Linked DNA regions of Homo sapiens: region 2 is linked to region 1. Evidence: chromatin loops called from intact Hi-C (ENCODE). Cell type or tissue: Calu3. All regions are shown on one strand. Links, peaks and the distances in the headings refer to the core of each region. The heading gives the core; the rest is flanking DNA.

Region 1 (8,544 bases), core at 321-8,320:
TGCATTTTTCCCTAAACAATTTTTTGCTACAATATTGATATATAGCAAATAAATTTTTAAGCAATTTTAAGTTTTATTATAATTTTTCTTTTTCAAATATATGGAGATTGCTTAATTTATTATTTTCTTACTCAATTTTTAACATTTTATTTTAAAAATTATAACTCACAGAAAAGTCACTAAATGTTATGATTACCTCCTATATTCCCTTCACCTAAACTCACCAATTGCTCACTTTTTGCACATTTTAAATTCACTAACTCCCATCTATATGCATCTCTCTATATATGTATTTGTATATACACACACGTATATGTTTATGCACTTATAAAATACATTTATATTTTTATTTGCTAAATAATTCAAGAGTTAGTCACAGACATCATAACACTTATCACATCTATTGTAAATAGTTTAGCATGTATCTCCTAAGAACATAGATACTCACATAACTCCAATAAAATTTTCCCATTCAAGTAATTTATTTTTTATAAGATACATATTTTTAACGTGCAGTCTGTGTTCAAATTTTCACAGTGGTCTTTATAATGTTTTAGTTTATCTGAATGAGCACTCAGTAAGGATTACCTGTTATATAGTTGTCATGTCTCCTTATTTTCCATTAATCTAGAATAGTTCCTCTTCCCAGACTTTCATTGTCATTCATTGTGTTAACAGTTTTGAAGATTCCAGGCCAGTATTTCAGAACATCTTTCCTTTTGTATTTGTCTGATTTTTTTCCCTAATGGATGAATTCAGATTGAAAAATGTTTAAGGTATTATTACATAGGTGATAAGTCCTACCTACATGATATGGTTTGGCTGTGTCCCCACCCAAATCTCCCCTTGAATTGTAGCTGCCATAATTCCTACGTGTTGTGAGAGGGACCTGGTGGGAGACAATTGAATCATTTGGGAGGTTTCCCCCATTATGTGATCGTGATCTGGCACTTGTTAATTGGCCAAAATGTGAAGTCCAGCAAAGATTACTTACAATTTCAGTGAATGTTAAAAAATTTCCAGGTAGCAATTTCGGTTTTTGTACATTATTTCAATTAGCCTTCAGAGCTCATTAAAAATGTTTTTAATTTATAAAAATAAAAAGAAATGTTTCACAAAAATAAGTAACTTCTGTAAATTTGAAGGAAATGTGACAGTGTTGGAATTTTAATCCCTGTCCATCTAACTCCAAAGCCAGATCGCTTAACTGGAATGTTTTTCATTTATTTTATTATACTTTAAGTCCTGGGGTACATGTGCAGAACATGCAGATTTGTTACATATGTATACATGTGCTATGGTGGTTTGCTGCACCCATCAACCCGTCATTTACATTAGGTATTTCTCCTAATGCTATCTTCTTAATCAAGCCGAATGGTTTCTTGGAAAAGCATATTATAAGAAAAAGCAATGCAAAGTAATATCATTCAAATTTAAGCAGAAGATAGTTATTAAATTTGAAACTATTGGAGATTTAGAAATTGTCTTATGTCAAATTTCAGGTTGAAAAAGTCTTTTTTCTCTTACTTTTAAACTTCTTATCCTATTTTTTTCATCTCTATGTTTGATACCAAACAAACTGGATTCTCTTCACTAGCTATAGGTTAAAGAAATGATCTAGTCAATTAAGAATATGGAATCTAATTATTTTGAACCTATCAAAACCTCATTATCCTGTGTAATAAAAATGGTAAAAATATTGTGTATATTATCTTTGCTGGTCAAGTAGAGAATAGAATTCCCTTTAGACCAATGAAGGAATTCTATTTATTTGTCATACAAATTATTTTTTTACTTTATCCATTAAAAATCTTTATTCTTTATTTCAATAAAAGTGCATGGCAGACTTTTTAGAAAAGAATAGCAAGATAAATCTAGCAATTCCATAACAGAAAGATCACCGGAAAAAAAGTGTAGATAGATATATTTTTATAAAGATGAAGAACTTCCACAATAACTTTTATTTTTGCTTACAAGACTCAGCTGGCTTGTGAGACAGAAAAAGCTAGCTTGAAGTGGAAAAAGCTAATTTATCATCTGTTACCTTTACCTTAAATCTAGCAGAGCCACATGACATCAAATCTCCCATCCGCCCACATGGATCTCAGTTCATGGATAAGGTAACAAACTCTCACCAAAGTTCTCCATCACTTCCTTTTCCTTGGAGCCACAAGCTGTGTGCTGTCTCTCTCTAATTACAAAGTTCTAGTACTCACTGCTGATCTTAAATTCACATTTCAGAAGTTCTGGCAACTGATACTCAGAGTTTGGAAAAAATGTTTACAGGAAACAAAGAAAGTGGCCAACAATTATATTTCCCTTTGCTTTTTTTTTTCCTCCCCTCACTTTCTGTAGAGTAAAAGCCTCACAACTATAAAGGACATTAGTGAAAAATTAGGACGATTTGAATATGGGCTGTTTTAGATAATATCCCTTTAATTATTTATGTCTGTAATTTCTATCCACAATATTTTGTAGCTTGAGATGCCATTTTTGTTGGAATTATTTTTAAATATCTAATAATCTAAAATGTGTCATTTTAAAATTTTGTTTTCAATTTGATTCTAGTGCCTAGAAATATAATTTACTTTTTGTATTGACTTTATTTAGTGACTTTGCTGAATTGATGTATTAATTCTATTAGTTTCTAGATATTAAAAAAGTAGATATCTAATCATGTTACATGTGAATAATGACAGCTATATTTCCTCCTTTCCACTGCTTATACTATTTGTCCTATTCTTAACTTACAGCACTGGTGCAATCCTCTAGTATAATGTTGTATGGAAGTATTGATAAATTAACATTCTTTGTTTATTTCTGAACTTGGGTGAAAGTGTTCAATAATCCACTGTAAAATATGGCATTTGATGTGGCTTTTGGTATAGGTAAAACATTATCAGTTTAAAGTGATTCCTCTGTCCTCATTTTACTGATATTTTTATCATGACTTAATGTTTTATAACTCCTACAAATCAACAGGATAAAGAGGTACAACCACTAAAAAAAAAAAAAAGAATGTCGCCAAGACTCAAATACAAATTCACAAAAGAGCATCTCTAATGGCCAGTATCAACATCAATTATGGAAAAGTTATCAACATCATTAATGGAGAGGAAAAAGGAAATAAGACCAAAAGACCAAGATGATATGAATTTACACACACAACAGAAGGGCTAAAATTGGAAAAAATGTGGACCAGCTGGAACTGTGGTACACTGCTTATGGGAACTTAAATTGCCCTAATCATTTTTTGCTGTCAATATCTCTAAAAGATAATAATATAAACAGTTTATGTTGAAACTTCTCTACTCCTAGGTATATAACCATTAATAATGAATGCACACATTAATACAATTATAGCAGCTTTATTCATAATTTTCATCTATCCTACCACAGATACATTAAATTATAGTATAGGTATACTGTGAGACCCCTGAAGTGGGGTTCAGAGTTTGGATCATAAACCAAAATCACAAGATGCAAATAGGGTTATTTAGCTCCAAATTGACACTGGTCAGAGAGCATAGTATTATACATATCAGGAATATCATATATAATTTGGACACCCAGATGCTTTTCCCTATGTGCCCAGGTACTGTGTACAGGATATGTTTTGGTTATAAGATTAACCCAAAGCTGAAATGTGTATATGTCACAGCAGCATAAGAAACCTACCAGGTACAAGTAGCCTCAACTTAAATACCTTGTTACCACATAATTTTAAGTGACTAGCTCCCTTTTCTTCATGTGGCCTTAGTCCACAGGTTGTAAGTCACATAATAACCAAGGCTGCCAGCCAAGGACAAAGCCTAGAGGACATTCTTTAAGTAATACTTAGCACATACCAAGCCCTGCAAAACCATCACCTATTTTTAGAGTTGATATTTCAAAATGTTTGAATAAGGGGAAAATCTTTAATCTAGGTGAGGTATTAAGACCAACTGCTGACCCTTTCCCTCAAGGCCACAATTTAGCCTTTGTTAACACATCCTTGCCACATAAATCCTGGGTATGACAAAAATTTCTATAATAGAAATTATATGTGTGAGCATGCATACACACATATATAATTCTGTTACATTATTTTTTAAAAACTTAAAATTTACTAAGACACCAATAAGTAGCATGATAAGAATCATCTGATAATATGTGGAAACATTAAAAACATGAAACAAAGCAAAACAAAACAAAAAAGTTAATCATAATTTCACATTATCGTTATTGCCACAAGCTACAGGGATTTACCATTCTTCTTTTCCTTCCTCAACCTAGTCTCCCTCTATTCTACCTTTTGAGATTATTCTTGGAAAAAAAATCAGTTATTTTTATTTTCATAATTCTTTCAAAAAAGAGAGAAAAAGTATAACCAGGAAGTATAAGCAATATGAGAAAGTTATGAGGATTTCATAATCCTTCAAATTTCTTGCAACGATTTTTACTAGTTCAGGGGTCACATCTCTTATCAACTCTGTCCCCACTCCTGAGTCTCCTCAAAGAATTCTTGATAATACCTCACTAATGACTCATAATATGCTTTTCACACTAAATAAGGAATTGGCCCCAGAATCTCACTAAACTTAGCGGTCCCATCATGGATTTTCTTCTCCACGCTGCTTCTATTCCAGAGTTCAAATCCCTGCTTTGTATTCTGATTCTTTCTTCTAAGCAAGCACAATGTTTATAAAAATGTCCAGCTGAAATATATTTTATTTAATTATTTATTCATTATAGGTATGCATGCATGGAAATTATAGGTCATTAATGAAGTGATGAAATAATGAGAGGACTTCATTCAGATGTATCATCTTCTTGTGCATGGATTTCTTCAATGACGTGAGTCTTTAGGGTACCATTCTTGAGTCCCTACTGAGTCCTTTGGGATCCAATTATTTGGGTCCGTAGGGTCACATTCTGTCACGCAGCAATGAGTTGTAGGTCTTGCACAGTATGAAATCCTAAATTCACTATCATCACATTGATTTTTACATCGACCTCCAATCGCTGTACATGACTTCCACCTACTAAAGGTGATATGGTGCCCTTCACTTCTGGCTGAAAGAAGGCAAGAACAGCTGGAATTAGTAATCTAGGTGGGAACTCCCAAGATTTAAAAGAAGACATGGGAGTAATCACAGACAACAGAGGAGAAATAAAGGAAATGGATATTTGCTTTAATTTTTTTGTCCATATCAGAGAAAATCAAGGAAACCAACAAGTATACAGTTCCTAAACTGTAGAGGTTCCATTCTTATGCAGTTTAAATAATTCTGTAGTGACTCAATAAGGGATTTCTGAAGGGCTTGCAATGTATTAATCTTCCTCTGTCTGTCTTGTACATTGACTAGAACCATTGGATATGAGTGGGACGATCTCCATCCTCTCATTTATTATTTATTCTTAGTACTGTTCTGTGGTAAATGTTCTCTTCCTTTTTAAGATTCCATTGTTCTTTTTAACCTGACTTGAGCAGTTCTAAAATATTGAAAGATACAATTTTATTTTCCTTAAATATCTCATCTCCTCTTGGATTTGCACCCTAGAGCCAAGCACAAGAGAAGTTTTGCTAAAAAAATAGACACTTTGGGGTGATTAGAATACGGAGATAGTAAATAACCACAAGCTGTGGACATAGTGAACATTTCAGCAAGGCTCATAATTTTCTAGTTCTACTTTGCCATTTTTCTCTTTCATCCTGAAGTTTCCAATGCTATAGAAAATTTTTAAAAATGTCTCTAATCTCACTTTACAGCATAATTTCTTCGACTTTGTAACTTCCACAAGTATAAGGAATGATGTATGTACCTAGATAGAAGGTCTCTCTGTCACTAACAGAAGTTCTGATCTGTAGTTGCAGATATTCATTTATTCTCTGTATCTCCACAGATACATAGCACATATCACTGGAGAGCCAGGTTTTGAATCTATATAATAATTTTTAAATTAATTAAAAAGTTTAATAAAAATTCTGGAGGAGACTGTCTTAGGAAGTACATATCTACCATTACTCGACTAATATAAGCATGCATTGCTGGACATATTTCAGAAGGTGGATAAAAATGACCAAGTCCTTATCACTGATGTCTGTAAGTATGCTTTCATCTCAAAAACCTTTTTATTCTGTAATTAACCATTTTCGTGTCCATCTTTTTAAATAAAATACATATATATCATTTTATATAAAGTAGTAATATTACCCACAAATTTTGCAGCAAGAATTTAAAATAACTGAGGATTTTGAGACTACACTATCAGAGGATATTCCTTTTAACATACTCTGGATTTGCAGTGATGTGTACTCAGTCATCTAGGAGACAGCACTTTATGCAGTTATCTTTGCTAATAATTGTATTTTATTTGCAAATAGTAATAGTAATATGAATAATGGTAATAATAATATTTCAAGCCCATATTTACCCTGAGATATGAAAGGTACATTTCATAATTGGATTAGCCTCAGCATAGTTCTGTTCACAAAGCAACATATCACAAGGGGTATTTCCTTCTGAGAGAAGAACACAAAATATAAATGCAGAGCCTAATGTAGCACTGTAAATGAAATAGCCATGAGATTACTACCTACATCAAGAAACAAGATATTACTAGAAGCTTCACACCCTCATGCCACATCATAACCCCCTCCCTCTTCCCTAAGAGTAATCACTGTCTTGAATTAAACACTAACTTTCTTACTTTGCTTTATATTAATATTTGTATACCTCAATTATGCATTTTTTATGCCTGCTTTTGAACATGTATACACATAAAATATGTATAAATCTAGATATACACACAAATATATATATACACACATACAAATAAATGTGTACATATGTGTATACAATCAGGTGTCACTTAGGGACAGGGATATGTTTTGAGAAATGTGCCATTAGGTGATTCTGTCCTTGTGCGAACACCATAAACTGTACTTACACAAATCTAGATGGTACAACCTATCACATACCTAGGCTGTAAGGTATAGCCTATTACTCCTGATCTACAAAATGGCACCTGTTACTGGACTGAATACTTTAGGCAACTGTAACATAATGGTAAGTATTTATGTATCTAAACATAGACTGAAACACTGTTTTGCAGCACATGACTGTTTATACTGATAGTCCCCGAATTACAATAATTTGACTCAATTTTTCATCCTCAGAATGGTGCAAAAAAGACATACGTTCAGTGGATACAATATTACAAATAGTCATACAACAATTCTGTTTTATGCTTTTAGTACATTATCAAACACATTCCATGATATATTCAATAATTTATTATAAAACACTCTTTATGTTAGATGATTTTGCCCAATTGTAGGCTAATGTAAGTATTCTGAGCATGTTTAAGCCAGGGTAAGCTAAGCTATGATGTTCTGCCAGTAGGGTGTATTAAATCCACTTTCAATTGATGATATTTTCAACTCAAAATGTCTTTATCAAGACATAATTCCATCATGAATTGAGGAGCACTGTGTGTGTGTGTGTGTGTGTGTGTGTGTGTGTGTGTGTATCTTAGAGAGAATCATACAGTTTGTTTGTTTCTGGATTTTTAAATTTATATTCATAAAATTGAACTTTGTGGTTGGATGTAGTTTGCAGTACTGATTTTCATTAATACATAGCATTCACTTTATCTAATAAACTTTATATGATCATATAGGTTATTTGCTACAGGGAGAATTTGGCTGCTCTTAACATTCTTGTACTGTTTCTTGAAGCATATTGAATAATCTTCTGTTGGATAGATTTCAAATTTTGAATGTTCTGTTGAATGTATGGTGGTAGTTTATCGTGGTTTAAATTAGCATTTTCTTGATTGCAAGTGAGGATGAGCACTTTAAAGAGGTTGTTTATTCACTCTTTCAAGTGGCTTAGGTCTTTTTTTCATATTTCTGCTGAATTACCTAGCATTTTCTTATTTATTTATTAGAATTTTAAAATATATTCTAGATTTAAGCCCTTTGCTAGTTATATATGTAGCAATGTTTGTATTCTACTCTATGACTCTACTAAGCTGATATACAAGAACTGAAGGAAATTTTGCCATTGAAGTGATTGGTAAAGTGGTGTAATGGACAAGAGGGAAGAACCTTTAAAGGCTATGGGTCCTAAAACATAGGTTTGGAATAAAGGTGAGCCTAGGGTTACATGAGCTGGCCAGGTACTGAGTGAACCTGGAGCCTGTATCCACCGAGGCTGGCCTCGGGGCTGAGTCCACAGGTCCTTCCCTGATGACTATGGCTGTGGAGCTCACCTTGTTCTTGGACAAGCCTGAAACCTGGGGGTCAGCTTGGTGTTGGGGGGATCCAGAGCCCAGGAACACTGGGGCCAGCCTAGCTCTAGAGAAACTCTGGAAACCGAGTGTGATTATTGGGCCTAGCCTGAGTCTGTGGGGCTTGAACTAGCACTAGGGCTACTGGGCAGGCCTGGAGGGGCAGTGAGCTGAGACTTGATGGGCTGGCCTAGAGCCAGAGGCTGTCAGATCCGGCCTGGTGCCAGAGCAGACTTGGAAGCTCAGTCTTCAGGTACTGGTCTGAAG
Region 2 (8,544 bases), core at 286-8,285, 50 kb after region 1:
AGAAAGGCCAATCTACTATGCTCCATTTCCCAATTCAAAAAAATTAATCTCATCCAGGAATACTTTCACAGGCACACTGAGAAATAATGTTTAATCAAAATATCTGGGCATCCGATGGTGCAGTCATGTTGAACATAAAATTAACCATTACAAATGCTTTTCCTGAATGTTAGTGAGAACGATTCTACATATTTAAAAGCTCTTTAAGAGGCACATTTCCCCTTCCATGATTGCACTACCCTCAATTGCCTAGGCCAATTGTAGGTGATTAGTGTTAGTGCAGGTGAAGGCAGAGAACCCTGTGTTGTCAAAAGAGGAAGCAATTCTGTTGGTGAACAGCAGTTTTCCCTAAATCATCTGTAATGGTCATTGCACACCTCCCCATTTTCTTTCTCTTTATTTCCTCTGGGCTCCAAACTTGGCTTAGAATTCTATTTCAGAAGTAAATGAGAGTTATAAGCAACATATCATAATCAAAAAAGCTGAAAGCTATGAAATTATACAAACTCATATTAGAATCCCAGGTTTACTTCTTATATCCTAGGAAGTCTGAGGGCTTAACCTCTATAAGCCATCAAGTTTCACTTGTAATATGAGGAGATTAATGCATTACACAAGGGTTATTTTGAGAAATAATTGAGATAATAAAATGAAGTATGCTTAGCATCACACAGCTAATGGGCAGCAGAGCTAAAATTTGAAATCGGGGATTGGTCTAAAACAAGGGCCAGCAAACCATAGCCTGCAGATCAAAGCCAACCTTCTACCTGCCTTTAGAAATAAAGTTTTATTATAATCATGCCCATCTTTAAAAGGGCATTACTTATATGTCTTTTGCAATGGTGGAGCTGAATAGTTGTACTGGAGACAAAAATCTAAAATATTTACTGTAGTCATATCTTGTTTTATTGCACTTTGCTTTATGACACTTCACAGATATTGTGTCACTTACAAATTGAAGATATGTGACAATCCTGCATCAAGTAAGTCTATTACTGCAATTTTTTAAACAGCATGTGCTCGCTTTGTGCCTCTGTATCACATTTTGGTAATTCTCACTATATTTCAAACTTTTTCATTATTATTATATCTATTATGGTGATCTGTGATCAGTGATCTTTGAAGTTACTATTGTAATTGTTTTGGAGCACCGCAAATCACACACATATAAGAAAGCAAAGTTAATTGATAAATCCTGTGTGTGTTCTGACTGCTCCACTGACCAGCTACTCCCCAATCTCTCTCCCTGCCCTCAAGGTTCCCTATTCCTTGATACATAACAACATTGAAATTAGGCCAAATAGTAGCCCTACAATGGCCTGTAAGTATTCGAGTAAAAGAAAGAATCAGATGTATCTTACTTTAAATCAAAAGCTAGAAATGATTAAGCTTTATTATGAGAAAGACATGTTGAAAGCCAAGCTAGGCCAAAAGCTAGGTCTCCTTTGCCAAACAATTAGCCAAGCTGTAAACACGAAGGAAACATTCTTTAAGGAAATTGAAAGTGAACACACTTTCAATGAACACACAAATGATAAAAAAGCGAAACAATCTTATTGCTGATGTGGAGAAAATTTGAGAGGTCTGGATCAAAGATCAAACCAGCCACAACATTACCTTAAGCCAAAGTCTATTCCCTAGCAAGGCCCCAACTGTCTTCAATTCTATGAAGGCTAAGAGAGGAGATGGAGTTGCAGAAGAAAATCCTGAAGCTAGCAGAGGTTGGTTCATGAGGTTTAAGGAAAGGAGCCATCTTCATTAAAAGTACAAGGTGAAGCAGCAAGTGCTGAGGCAGAAGCTGCAGAAAGTTATCCAGAACATCTAGCTAAGATCATTGATGAAGGTAGCTGCACAAAGAATAGGTTTTCAATGTGTAAGAAGCAGCCTTATATCAGAAGATACCATCTAGGATTTTCATAGCTGGAGAAAAGAAGTCAATGCCTGGTTTCAATGCTTCAATGGACATGTTAACTCTCCTGTTAGGAGCTAATGCAGCTGCTGACTTTAAGCTGAAGCCGATGCTCATTTACAATTCTGAAAATCCTAGAGTCCTTAAGAGGTATAATAAATCTGCTCTGCCTGTTCCCTATAAATAAAACAACAAGGCCTAGATGACAGCACATCTGTTTGTAGCATGGTTTACTGAATATTTTAAGCCCACTGTTGAGACTGACTATTCAGAAAAAAAGATTCCTTTCAAAATATTGCTGCTCACTGACATGTACCTGGTCAACCAAGAGCTCTGATGGAGAGATACAAGGAGATTAATATTGTTTTCATGACTACTGACACAGCATCTATTCTCTAGCCCACAGATCAAAGAGTAATTTTGACTTTCAAACTTTATTATTTAATAAATACACTTCATAAGGCTATAGTTGCCATACTGCCATAAATAGTGATTTCTCTAGTGGATTGGGAAAAGGAAAATGAAAACCTTCTGGGAAGGATTCACAAGGTCTACATGCCATTAAGAACATTCATAATTCATGGGAAAAGATCAAAATATCAACATTAAGAGGAGTTTGGAGGAAGTTGCTTTCAACCCTCATGGATGACTTTGAAGGATTCAAGACTTCACTGGAGGAAGTAATTGCAGATGCAGCGGAAATAGCAAGAGAACTAGAATTAAAAGCAAAGCATTGTAATTCTCCTCTTCTTAGAAGTGACGATTTGACTGAATTGCCGGATTGTCAGGATAAAATGAACAATTGAGGAGTTGCTTCTTATGGATGGGCAATGCAAGTGGTTTCTCGAGATGAAATTTACTTTTGGTGAAGAGGCTGTGAACACTCCTGAAATAAGAACAAATGATTTAAAATATTTCACAAACTCAGTTGATAAAGCAGTAGCAGATTTCAAGAGTATGGACTCCAGTTTTGAAAGAAATTCCATTGTGGATGAAATGCTATCAAACAGCATCACATGCTACAGAGAAATGTTTTATGAAGAGTTACTCCACATGGCAAACTTTATTGTTGTCTTTTTTTAAATAAATTGCCACAGCCACCACAACCTTTATCAGCTACCACCCTAATCAGTCAGTAGCCATTAACATCAAGATGAGACCCTCTACCAGTAAAAAGATGATAACTCACTGAAGCCTTCTATGATTGATAGCATTTTTTAGCAATAGAATATTTTTAAATTAAGGTATACACACTGTTTTTTAGGCATAATGCTATTGCACACTTAATAGATTGAATACCATATAGTGTAAATATAACTTGTACATGCACTGGGAAACAAAAAAAAATTGTGTGACTCACCTTATTACAATATTGCTTCATTCCAATATTTGCTTTATTGCAGTGGTTTAGAACTCAACCCACAATATTTCCAAGATGTGCCTGTATTTGATTTATTGCATAACAAATTCGTCAGTTCCTGGTCTAACATATCACAGTCTACTTCTGGAGTTACTTGTGGTAATGTTTGAATTTTTAAAAAATATATGAAAAAATAATATAAGTCTTTAAAGACAAATAAAAATTAAACTAAAAGGCATAATAAAAAGTCTACCTATTTCAGTAAATTAGACAGTATCTGTTTTTGTTCATTTTCTATAATATAACTGGAAATCCTGTTTGGCAGCAATTCAAGTAAGTAGTGCTACCAGATACATTCCATTTTTCTAGGAGATATCTATTGTAACAATAAATTATTTTAATATGTCCCTACTGGTATAAGGGTATACCACGTATGTATGTATACCACTGTGTGTTATGACATACTATCTAATAATAATACTGTTAATAATAGTTATATCATTATTAACAAGTTGTCACTCTTAGTTTGACAAGAATTGTTCTGTCAGGGACAGATGGACAATATTATTCAGCTAACCAATTGCTCTTTCTTTTTGTACCATGTCTAAGACATATAGCATCCTGTGGAGGACTGGGCATTTCTAGTACAGCCAGATACAATTTAACTACCTTCTAGTAATCTGAGCATTGTGTCTCATTAAAAAATATTTCAAAAAATGAGCCACCTGTAGAATTTATAAAGGACGTTCCTTTAAAAAATGAATATACTTTAAACTGCTCACATAAATAGTTTCTAACACATATATCAGAATTAGCAAGTTAAGGCTATCCCTGTAATAGTCCACTTTTGACAAAATCACTTGTGAAATAAAAAAAAGAAAAAGAAAAAACTCTACTTGCTGAGTTCCTGCAAAAGATACTGTTTAACTTGTCAGATTGATTTTTTAATCAAAATTCAAAATAATGGAATAAAAATTTAACAGCTTAAAGGTCAAAGTTAGTTAATGCATATCTTCAAATTTGCAACTGATTTACTTATAAGTAAAAACATCCACAAAGTTTAATTGATTTTCCACCTCGTACACTGAGAAATAGTATTTTGTACCTCTTGAATAATTCACAAGTTTGAATCCTAAGGCATACATATATATGTGTGTGTGTGTATATATGTGTGTGTGTGTGTGTGTGTATATATTTATATATATGCTGTATTTATGCCTAATTATTCTGGCTACAAAGGTCAAAAGGACAAAGTGGCCACAAGTTATAATGGGTTGGAGAATTTGGATGGAATGTGGATCTAAATTACTGTGTTACGTTAACTTGTTGAAATCTTATTGCTAAAATTTTGCACTGCTAGGCAGTAAAACAGAAGAAAAAAAAATAAATTGAGAAAGTGTTAATTTTTAAGCAAGTTTGACAAAGATTGAGTTTCATATGACAAATATTGTCAGCAAGACAGGATTCTGTCAGTGGAAGAAGTTTAAACATTAACAATTTCTGTCAGGCTGTTGACACAATCATGGCAGACATTTCCCAAGATGCCGAGATGACTGCTGGCATTTGTCAACAATCCTGTCATAGTGACAGCAATAAGGCCATGTCTGGAAATGTGACAGTTTTGGCTTTGTGCTCCCCTGAGCAATAGCCCAGGTGTTCAGAGAAAGTGTGGGAAAACCCATATTTCTGCATTGTCATTCGAACACAGAAAACACAGGAGGAAAATGAGCTGTCACTCCAATTCCCATGATGCCTTGCTGCTTAGCATAACTCTACAGTGCGGCCCTGGGTCCACTGGTCCATATTCTGACAGATAATTAAGAAAGCAGCAGCTTTTTCTAGACGGCTCTTCCTCATGATTTGCATTTTAGCCAGAGGCGACCAGTTATAAAAAAAACATGATGGAAAGATGGTAAGAAGCCAATTAGATGGATGGATGGCTGACTGACAGCTCTCTGGTATTACGACTCCAGATTTCAGACTACATAGCCTGGCAGTTTTCTACAAGAACCAACTTTTTTGCAGGTTGGTAAAGCTGTTAAATGTGGGACTATATATAGCTCTATATAATTTTTGCAAAGTTGTACATTTTCCTTAAATAAGCATGTATTCTTTTCAATCAGGGTTTGCATTAAACAAGTTTCAACAATTTAATCACAACTTGCATCACTAAATTTAGCAATATTAAAATTCTAGACAACTTGTAGGCACATTAGCTGTGCCAGTAGAGAAGTGATTAAAAAGCTGAGAAGTACTTTGAGCCAGCAGAGATAAAGTGAGCTAATAATTACAATGTCTGTGCAAATATGCTTTGGAACTTTGAATTGTACATTGTTTGCTTTTAAGCAAATAAAAACATAGACCCTAAATTTCCTCTCCGTCTTTAGATCTTGCACACATATATTTGGTTATTATCCCTGTTCAGGGTATAATATATGCTTGTGTGTCTGTTATTTTAGCTAATTTTGAAATTTTTAAAAAATAAACTGTTAGTGTCAAGCTTCCAGTTTGGCCATGATATTCTATAGCTTCTAGCCAATAGGAGTCAACTCTTCACAATATTTTACAGTTTGGAAGCTTCACCAATGTTTCCTGTGTACTGCATGCCGTGTGTGTGTGTGTTGTGTGTGTGTGTGTATATATATATATATATACTTGTCATATATATATTAATATATATTATATATCAGATACACACATATTAATATATATATCAGACACACACAACACACACATTGTTAAAAGCAAACAATTTGCTATTAGTTCGGCATGTCTTCATTTGTAGTTTGAAATAAGAAATTTTTCTTTCAAATTGTAAAGATACCTCAGATTTGATTTTAATCTTGAAATATGAAGGGTAGGCAATTATTTCACTATACATTGAAGTTCCAGTAAGGAATATTAACCCAAGGCAGAAACGTGAGCATATTTTCTTACTGTGGGTAATGAATCTTCTACAAACTGAGGATAATCATTAAACTAATGGTAGGTCTGAATGTTTTTAGTTGCTTAAAACTAAACAATATACATTTTAAAGTTCCATGTATATCGCTCAAACTACACTGATATAAAAATCCACAACACACATAAAGAATGAGTGAGAACCATTTCTCTTTGTTTTCTTTTTAAACTGTACTAATATTTGTCATTTTGCCCTGTTGAAATTAGATATGCTCAGTATACTAATAACAATTCTAAAAAAATTCTAACTGCACATACTTAAAAAGTTTAAACAATTACTCCTTTAAACAAGTTCAAAGAAGTAATTTTTCTCCCATAGACATAATATAATGCAAGTAGAAATAGAAATCATCCTGAAGATTTTTTAAATTATTTTTAAGGAAATTCGTTTTTTTCAATACCCAAAGCCCTTATACAATTAAAATACTTTTACTATTTAATATTTTACTTCTTTCCTCATTTTCTATTTTAAGGGGAGAAATGCTGAATATAAAGTGTCCCAGTAAAGAAATTCTTTAAATAAGGAAAGTTAAAAAGCTTTGAAACATGTGCCTCTATGGTTGGATATTTATGCTTGGAGTCTAGCAGTTTTCTGTTTTTAAATTCCTCATGTCTTCTGCTTTCATCAACTCCTCATACTTTGTATTGAAATTTATTTCACTGTTGGATTATCTTATTTATTGCACAATGGCAATACATTATATCTTCACAAGGTCTTGAGGAAGTTGTGGGTTTTCAGAAAAAAATAATTAGAATTGAAATTTGAGGAATTGTGTATTGTATACAGATTTTAAAATAACAACTCCTTGTAAATTTTGTTTTGTTTCAAACTATGCATTAAGAGACAATTTTCGTTTAAGGGACAATCTGAAGAGCAATATTTATTGAATTGAAATGAGTTCTGAAAATGCTCATTTTGAAAGTATCACTATATCACTGTAGGTTAAAGAGACATGTTTCTAAATAAAAAACAAAGTGTGTCATCATCAAAACAAAACTACATCTCACCACAAAACTTATGAGGTTGTGCCTGGAAAATGTAGTAAAATTCATTGGAGCCTATTTCTACCATCATTTTCATATTAAACTTTGCAATTTGAGTGACTGGAATTTGAACTTAAACAGTGAAGGGAAGCATAAAGGCAAGTTTCCTACAAATTGTTTTTCTTCAGTATATCTATATTTCTAACGGAATATTTGGTTAAAGATTTCCTTTCCTAGTTTCAAAAGAGAATTATTTTTAAGACACATTATGAAAATGGCTAATATTCTCTTCAGTGCATTTTATACTGCAAATTAAAAACTTAAGTAAAAAACATTTAAGATGTGAATGTTAAAAAATGAAGGAAAAGTTCATTTTCCTGAGGTTTTTTTTTCTAGATAGTTTATAGAAATATAGCTTCATTTTATAATCTTATAAAAATCAAATTCTTCGTTCAATATTTATAGGCACTTTCCATAAGTAATGTAACAATTGACCTCAAACATCTTTTAATAACTTTTAAACCATGTCATCAAAGAATAATATTGTTTATGGAACATTTAAAAATCATGTCATTAAGGAATAATGTTGTTTATGTTGAATTGCTCTTTAGCACCTCATACACTTTTCTAACTTTGTAAACACCCAAATGACCCTGCAAACCACCAGTCATAACACACTGGTGAAATATTTGCCTCCTTTACTTATTGGATATAGAGCAGTTTCCAGGAGCCAAGGGATTACATAAAATCTGCTCACTTTGCTGACTTGGAATGAAGTCTGGCAGTTCATTTACATGTTATTTTGAGAGAGAGAAAAAAAGAGCAGAGAGTATTCAAGGGACAGAGACACTGAGAGAAAAAAAATCAGCAACATTTCTTTGTTATACTATGTTCATAAATTGTGCAGAATTTCATTTAAATGAATGGTTTGAATTATGTAAGAAATTCAACCAATAACAAGGCATAGATACAGAAACCACAAGCTTCCTAAAGGCTGCAAATGTGTATTGATCCCAATAGTCAAACAAGTCTTTCTCTCTTTCTCCCTACCCTCTGAGAGTCACTCTTATATTTCATTTTAAGCACATTACTGCCTGTCTTGTGTAACAGCTATCTGTAAGCTTTTTAAAGGCAGGGGCTGAAGATGACTTGTCTTTTTTTTTTTTTTTTTTTTTTTTTTTTTTTGCTGTGCTAACAATATCAACTTATAGTAGAGTCTCAAAATTGATTGAATTTAATGTAGACTTTCACCTGGCTTTGCAGCCGTTGGTTCTCATACCTGAGGCAGGTTAACAACCCAATTGACTAGTTAGTTCCGTGGGCCCAAGTT

What was found. Peaks named below come from ENCODE experiments on the same cell type or tissue, not always from the same donor. Only the 100,000 strongest peaks of a DNase experiment are listed, where the experiment ranks them.
Region 2: it touches region 1 in a loop (4-fold over the local background); 1 of 110 quality-filtered maps calls a loop at or near these places.

Annotation. Positions count from the first base shown.
Region 1 is chr6:50,038,747-50,047,290 of GRCh38, forward strand. DEFB112 (defensin beta 112) reads right to left here. Exons shown (of 2, transcript NM_001369057.2): 2 at 3,353-5,055. The coding sequence ends at 4,829. Among named protein-coding and RNA genes, the nearest start is that of DEFB112, 6.9 kb to the right of the region's middle. In Calu3, for the core only: no CTCF peak of the experiment used is centred there; a DNase peak (open chromatin) is centred at 3,815.
Region 2 is chr6:50,088,538-50,097,081 of GRCh38, forward strand. LOC100505985 (a long non-coding RNA gene) reads left to right here and starts at 5,071. Exons shown (of 2, transcript NR_187616.1): 1 at 5,071-5,294. In Calu3, for the core only: no CTCF peak of the experiment used is centred there; a DNase peak (open chromatin) is centred at 4,864.